2 separate regions of the Homo sapiens genome follow, and region 1 is linked to region 2. The links are chromatin contacts, found by Hi-C or POLR2A ChIA-PET in ENCODE. All regions are on one chromosome and are shown on one strand. Each heading gives the region's core, a stretch centred on a gene start or an enhancer-like site at or near the end of the contact. The rest is flanking DNA. Distances are from core to core; before and after follow the strand shown. Region 1 holds the start of GALNT11 (polypeptide N-acetylgalactosaminyltransferase 11). Region 2 holds the start of KMT2C (lysine methyltransferase 2C).

Evidence for each region. A loop is a pair of places that touch in the nucleus more often than their neighbours do. ChIA-PET counts read pairs that join two places held with the same protein, here RNA polymerase II (POLR2A). Pooled maps may share reads with other maps.
Region 1: a map of prostate gland shows a loop between it and region 2 (5-fold over the local background). The contact joins the promoter of GALNT11 here to the promoter of KMT2C in region 2. A Hi-C loop is called at or near these places in 3 of 168 maps with a recorded cell type or tissue (CD8-positive, alpha-beta T cell, naive thymus-derived CD4-positive, alpha-beta T cell and prostate gland) and 16 of 50 pooled maps. POLR2A ChIA-PET finds 5 or more read pairs at or near these places in 1 of 52 experiments (BJ).

What each region holds. Positions count from the first base shown.
Region 1 is chr7:152,024,026-152,027,250 of GRCh38, reverse strand. GALNT11 (polypeptide N-acetylgalactosaminyltransferase 11) reads right to left here and starts at 1,577. Exons shown (of 12, transcript NM_022087.4): 1 at 1,367-1,577. RefSeq lists silencers at 1,043-1,742, 2,593-2,887.
Region 2 is chr7:152,434,689-152,438,104 of GRCh38, reverse strand. KMT2C (lysine methyltransferase 2C) reads left to right here and starts at 2,102. Exons shown (of 59, transcript NM_170606.3): 1 at 2,102-2,479. The coding sequence starts at 2,319. It also overlaps the pseudogene FABP5P3. RefSeq lists silencers at 1,086-1,425, 1,466-1,755, 1,846-1,895, 2,276-2,335 and enhancers at 2,816-3,045, 3,086-3,135.

The DNA of each region.
Region 1 (3,225 bases), core at 328-2,827, 410 kb after region 2:
TTGAGATGGAGTCTCGCTCTGTCACCCAGGATGGAGTGCAGTGGCGTGATCTCGGCTCACTGCAAGCTCTGCCTCCTCGATTCACGCCATTCTCCTGCCTCAGCCTCCCAAGTAGCTGGGATTACAGGCGCCTGCCACCACGCCCGGCTTATTTTTTGTATTTTTAGTAGAGACGGGATTTCACCGTGTTAGCCAGGATGGTCTTGATCTCCTGACCTCGTGATCCGCTCGCCTTGGCCTTCCAAAGTGCTGGGATTACAGGCGTGAGCCACCGCACCCGGCTAATAAAAAAATTTTTAAAGAGATTTATTCTGAGCGAAATGAGTGTCTATGGCCCATGACACTGCCCTCAAGAGATCCTGAGAGCATGTACCCAAGGTGGTGGGGGCACAGCCTAGTTTTATACATTGTAGGGGAACATGAGTCTTCAATCAAATACAGGTATAGACTAGTTCGGGCAGGAAAGGTGGGACAACTCAAAGTGGCGGCTTCCAGGTCATGGGTAAGATGAGAGACAAACGGCTACATTCTTTTGAGCCTCTGCTCTGCCTTTTACTGAACACACAATTTACGCCATGGGGCAGGCAGAGGAATAGCCACTTGTGCCTTAGTCTGGCTCAGTGAATCTGCATTTTTACATAAATACAGGGCAGAGGAAGCCGTCAGACATGCATCTGTCTCAGGTGAGCAGAAGGATGACTTGAGTTCTGTCCCTGTTCCTCACCTGCGAAGACAAGCTGTCAATTTACACTGCCAGGGTGCAATTCCACACAACTGTTTCAGGGTAAAGATGTGGAGGTCCACAGCGAATTTCCTCCTGGCCAAAGGGTGAGGGAGCTGTGTGGCTTTTTATCTTTGCAGCTGTCTTAGGAACAAAACTTAGGGGCAGGTTTGCCTGACGCAGCTCCCAGCTTGACTTTGGCTTAGTGATTTGGGGTCCCGAGATTAAATTTCCTTCCACACTATTCTCCCTAGTTTTGTGTATGTGTGAACTATTCTATTTCTGGGCACTTTTAATTTTAAAAAGTGGACAATACTGATCTGGACTTCATTTTAGGAAATGCTGGGGGAGGCTGCAGGATCAGGTGTGCCTCCGTCCTAAATACGCGAAAACGAGGCCAGCGCCCTGGTCCTCGCCCCCACGCCCGCGAACAAGCCTCAGGAGACGCTGGGGGAGGCGCGGGGGCAGCGGCGTCTCCCGGAGACACGAGCCTCGCCCAGGGGGCGTGCGGGAGCCCAGGACCCGCGGGGAGCCAGGCGCTGCCCCGCCGCCGCCCCCAGCCTGCCCAGGCCCCGCGCGCCGCCGCCGCCGCAGCTCTCGAGGTGCTGAGGGACGCCGGGAGGCCGCCGCCTAGAGGGTACTCACCGCCTTGCCCGCAGCCCAGGATCGCCGCCTTCTGGGACTCGGGCTGCGGCATCTTCTCTCCCGCCACAGCCCCAGTCCGACCCGCAGGAGCGGCGCGGGCTGAACTGCCCCGGGGCCCAGCAGCCAGGCGTCGCGCAGGCGCTGGGCGCAGTGGCGGCCGCGCCTCCTCAGGCCCAGGGCCCTCGCCCAGTCCCCGAGCCGCTGCCTCCGCCCAGCGCCGCGCGTCCGCCGGCGCCGCGTGACAGGCGGCCCCGCCCCCGCGCCGCGGTGACGAAACCTCTCGCTGCCCTGACGTCACCGGCCGCCGCGCGCTGAGTCCTCCCTAGCGTTCGCGCAGAGGCGCCGCGCGTGGCCTGGCTCCTGTTGTCTGTCACCCGCGGTCTCAAAAGACCCCATTAATGACAAATGCCCTGCCTGTGGCCCCGGCTACTCCGGAGGCTGAGGCGGGAGCAGCGCTTGAGCCCGGGAGCTCTGCGCTGTATGCGCTGTGCCCATTGCGCGGCGACACGCATCTGTGTTCCGCATCGGTGTGGTGACCTCCCGGGAGCAGGGACCACCAGGTTCCCCAAGGAGTGGGGAACTGGCCCAGCTCGGAAACCGGGCAGGGCAAAACTCCTGTGCTGATCGGTAGCGGGATCGCGCCTGTGAATAGCCACTGCCCTCCAGCCTGGGCAATACAGCGAGACCCCATAAGTGAAAAAAAAAAAAAAAGACAAATGCCCTTAAACATATTAAAAGAAGTTAAACGCCACTTGTGATAGAAGAAAATGTAGATTAAGGTGTAAAGAGAGAAGTGGTGAAAAAAACACTCATACCTTGGTGATAATAGTGCAATGTATACAAATACCATAAAAGGGGAATTGGCAATTTTTAAGAAAAATGGTGTGGGCATTCATCTTTGGCCAATAATGCCAAGTTATATTGAAGAATATCTTAATACTAATCTTCTTTGCATTTCTGAAATAAATCCCACTTGGTTAAGAATATTTTTGAACTTTTTTAAAGAACTCATTGCTTCACAATTAAAGTCTGATGGGGTACACGCGTAGCAATGGAGGAACTTCTACAGCTACTATAAATTAAAGAGCACCACCTGAACCAAAGTAGTGGCCTTCTTGAGCTGAACTGAGCTAACCACATTCCCCAGCCCCTCTTCCACAGATACCCCATGGGGTTGTCAGGGTGTAGGGGATGCCATGTTGTACCACCCAGGTTTCCCCTTAAGGACTGAGGACTCATTTCTCCAGTTGTTGGGTGTGTAGGCCGCTGATGGCCCCCAGCTGAGTCTTGTGGCCACTTCCCTCAGCCAAAGAGAACTGCTGCTGGGTGCCAAGTTGAATGCTTTTGACTCCTTCTACCATGCTTGTGTCTTGATTGGAGATTGACAGATATTTCAGGTACTGGTTTCTCTTGCAAGGGCAGTGCAGACAGCACACAGGTATCTTTGCCCAGTTTCCTTCAATGGTTGCAGCTCATGTAAAATATACATAGTATAATATCAAATAAGCGTCATTGGGGATCAATCCTGCTGGGATCCCCCTCAGAAACTATTCACAGCAGTGGCAGGCAAACTAGGGCAAAGTCTACTAGGTATATTTAAAAGTGTATTACAAGTTTATTTAAATACATAAATATGTTTCCAGAAAGTAATCCTTCCAACTACCTAAACTAGTAATGAAAAATGTTAAATATCACCTTAAATATGTATAAGGGGATACTAAGTTCTTGTATTTAAACCTTATTATTTTAGTATATACTCAAGCAAAAGAGTTTGAAGACCAGACCTTTAGGGCCTCACTACTCAAATGGTGGTCCAGCAACAAGCGACACCAACGTCACCTGGAGTGTGTTAGAAATGG
Region 2 (3,416 bases), core at 853-3,352:
TGTACATGTGAAACTCACCGTGGAAGTGCCTATTCTAATTTCAGTACGGAACACAGCTAAATATTTGGATCAATAATCCAGTTTTGAAAGCACACTTTATTTAAAGTACAATGTGCTGAAGAAAATGAAAAAAGAAAGGGTGCTTTCAAATTTGTACTGAGTAAACTTTCACTAGATCACATCATATGTTTATCACTAGTCACATATATGTTGTATTTCTATGTGTAATCGTCAGGCACTTTTAATTTCTAGTTTGCATTTACCATGCCAGCCTCCTCCTCAATCCCAAATTTCCTTTGGTTATAAATTTAGTAAATTTGAAAGAGCCAGCAGGGATTAAACCCTGAAGGTATTCAAATGACTATCTGACGTTATTCCTCATTTCAGCCATTTCAAAAAATTATGCTTTCATTTAGAATAGGCTCTGGGAATCAAAGTGTGTGTATTTTGCCCAAGTAGAAGACACAGTTTAAAGTTAACATCCTAGCTACTAGAAGGGAAAGCAAACATCGCTGGAAAAGGAGCCTATTTTTTTTTACCTTACACTAAAACTACACTGCGAAGATCAAAAGAAATCAACATGAGAGTGTGCCTCTTAACGCTAGGCCCAAAGTAGATGCTTATTAAATGATAGTTTACCCCAATCCTTCACAAATGGTTGATAGGTCTTACTATTTCCCCCCATTCAAATCTAGAATTTTTTCACTCTCATAAACTAATCGATAGTGAATGGAAAGCACAGAATAGATCATCGTCCAAGTGTTAGGTATTAGCCTGAGAAATCCAGAATCCCATATTTGTAACTGTCCTTCTTGAGAAAGTGCATTTTTCAGGCGGATTCTAGCCCCATTTTTCTTTTTACCATTTTTACATATTATGAGAGGTGGCTTAGAAGTACTTCGATTTTTGCCTCTTCATCACAACACACTGAACGTTAAAATCAAGTGGTTGGGTTTTTATTGGCTTATTTTGTCTCTAACCGTTTTATTTCTCGAGCTGTCATCGTTCTTTTCGTCTTACATCCTTATGAACCTTTTCTGGATTAAAAAAAATGACGTTATAATAAGGAAACTAACTGGCGTTGGATTCGAACGAAGTTGACTCCATTCCTTTTCCTCCCCGTAGTGTGGGCGCTACGAGGAAAGACCTCGGCGAGAACCAGCGAAGCCCGGGCTGCCCTCGCCGTGCGGGCGCACATTTGCTCCTCGCGCCGGGCTGCGCCGGGCGACCGCGGCCGCCTCGGCGTGTGTCCGCGGCTCCCTCCCGCCCTCGCCCGCAGTTCCCCGATCCCGATCCCGGATCTCTGGGTCCACAGCTTGGCTACCTCCCGAGCCGGAGCCGGAGCCGGAGCCGGAGTCGCGGCTGGGCCCGGCCGCCGCGTCACAGGGGGAGGGAACCCGGGGGGGAGGGGGAGGGGCGGTGAGGTCAGCGGCGGCGGCGCGTCCGCGGGCGGCGGGAGCGGCGCATGCGCGGAGCGAGGCCCGTGAGTGGCAGCGGCGGCGCGCGGGGGGCGGGCGAGGGGCCGAGTGTGGGGGAGCGGGCGGGGGCCGTCGAGGCGGCGGTGTGTGGGCGCGACGGCTGCGAGTTGGAGAGGTCTGTGGTGCGGGTCGCCCCGGGGGATCCCCGGCGCGGGCCTCGCGCGACGGCCACGGTCGCGCGGCGTGTGTGTGGGGTCCAAGCACACCCGCAAAACTTCCTCCTCCCCTGCTCCGGGAGAGCGAGCGAGCGTGTGTGAGAGAGCGAGTGTGAGGAGCGAGCCGCGGCCCGGCGCCCAGCGCCGCCACTGGAGCAGCTGTCAAAACTTCGCCGCCGCCGCCGCCCGGGCCTGACGGGCCTGACGCGCGGGGGAGGGGCGGCCGGCCGGGGGCGCGACCCCCTCGCCGCCCCCGCCGGGCCCCGCGGCCGGCCCTCCCCGCGCCGGGCCCCTTTCTCCTCCTGCCGCGGGCGGCTCGGGGGAGGGGCCGCGGGCGGAGACCCCGGGGGCCGGCGCCCCTCACGCCGCCCGCCCGCCCGGCTGCCCCGCCCGCCCGCACCCGCCGGCCCCGCCCGCCCCGCACCGCCCGCCCCGCCCGCCGCCCCCCGCCCGGCCCCTGCGCGCGGAGGTGCGCGCGCCCGCGCCGATGTGTGTGAGTGCGTGTCCTGCTCGCTCCATGTTGCCGCCTCTCCCGGTACCTGCTGCTGCTCCCGGGGCTGCGGGAAATGCGAGAGGCTGAGCCGGGGAGGAGGAACCCGAGCAGCAGCGGCGGCGGCGGCGGCCGCGGCGGCGGGAGCCCCCCAGGAGGAGGACCGGGATCCATGTGTCTTTCCTGGTGACTAGGATGTCGTCGGAGGAGGACAAGAGCGTGGAGCAGCCGCAGCCGCCGCCACCACCCCCCGAGGAGCCTGGAGCCCCGGCCCCGAGCCCCGCAGCCGCAGACAAAAGACCTCGGGGCCGGCCTCGCAAAGATGGCGCTTCCCCTTTCCAGAGAGCCAGAAAGAAGTAAGTTGAGTGCGAGGGAGCCAGGCCGGGAGCCAGCGGCGGCGCCGGGCCGGAGCTGTCACCGGGCGCCCGCCCCGCGGCCTCCGCGCCCCGGCGCCCCCCGGCGGGGTGGGGGCGGGGCGGGCCCGCGGGCGGTGGCGGCTCCCGGCCCCGGCCCCGCGCCCCTCGGTAGCCGCCCGCGCCCGGCCTCCCCCGCTCCGCGCCGCCCGCCCGGGCTCCCGCCGGCGCCCGGCTCCGCACACTTTACTTTTCAGTCGGGCCTTTTCACTGGGTCTTCTCCGCGACTCTTCTTTTGGAGAAATTTCTCGTAGCCGCGTCTTGGCCTAGCTGGATCATTGAGAAAACAAGCCCGGAGCGCGCCCAGGTAGTCCCCGGACGGACTCCGGGCGAACCGCCGAGCCGTCGGCGCTCGGGAAACTCTCGGAGCTGTCAAAACGCCCGGGCCAGGTGGTCTCGGGGCGCGGGCTGGGGGCGAGAAGAAAGCGGCCGGGCGAGTGCAGCTTTTGTTTGTCAGCGACTTGCTCCTGGAACTTTTCCTGGTCCCAAACCTGTGTTTTCTTCTTTTGATGATATATTAGGAAGCCATTTGACTTCTTCCTCCCCCCTCCCCCAACACCCAGCACCGCACTCCCGGGCTCCGAAAGCACAAGTCCTGTGGGATCCCCCAGCTTCGGGGAACGGCCTGCCTAAGTTTTGGAGACGTAGCCAGCGTCCCCTCGTAAGGCAGAATACCAAGAGCACTTATTCGGAGAGAGTGCAGATGTAAATGTCGCTTCCCTCGTAAGTCTTAGCTGTAAGGGGCTTGGGAATAGGGTCGCCTGCCTTTGAGCGTACAGTAGGGCTGGACCCCAGCTTATTAGAGGACCAGAAATGTCTTCTTACAGAACGGTTATTTGACGGCTTTGCTTGTAAATTAAGACACCGTTTTAGTGCCAGC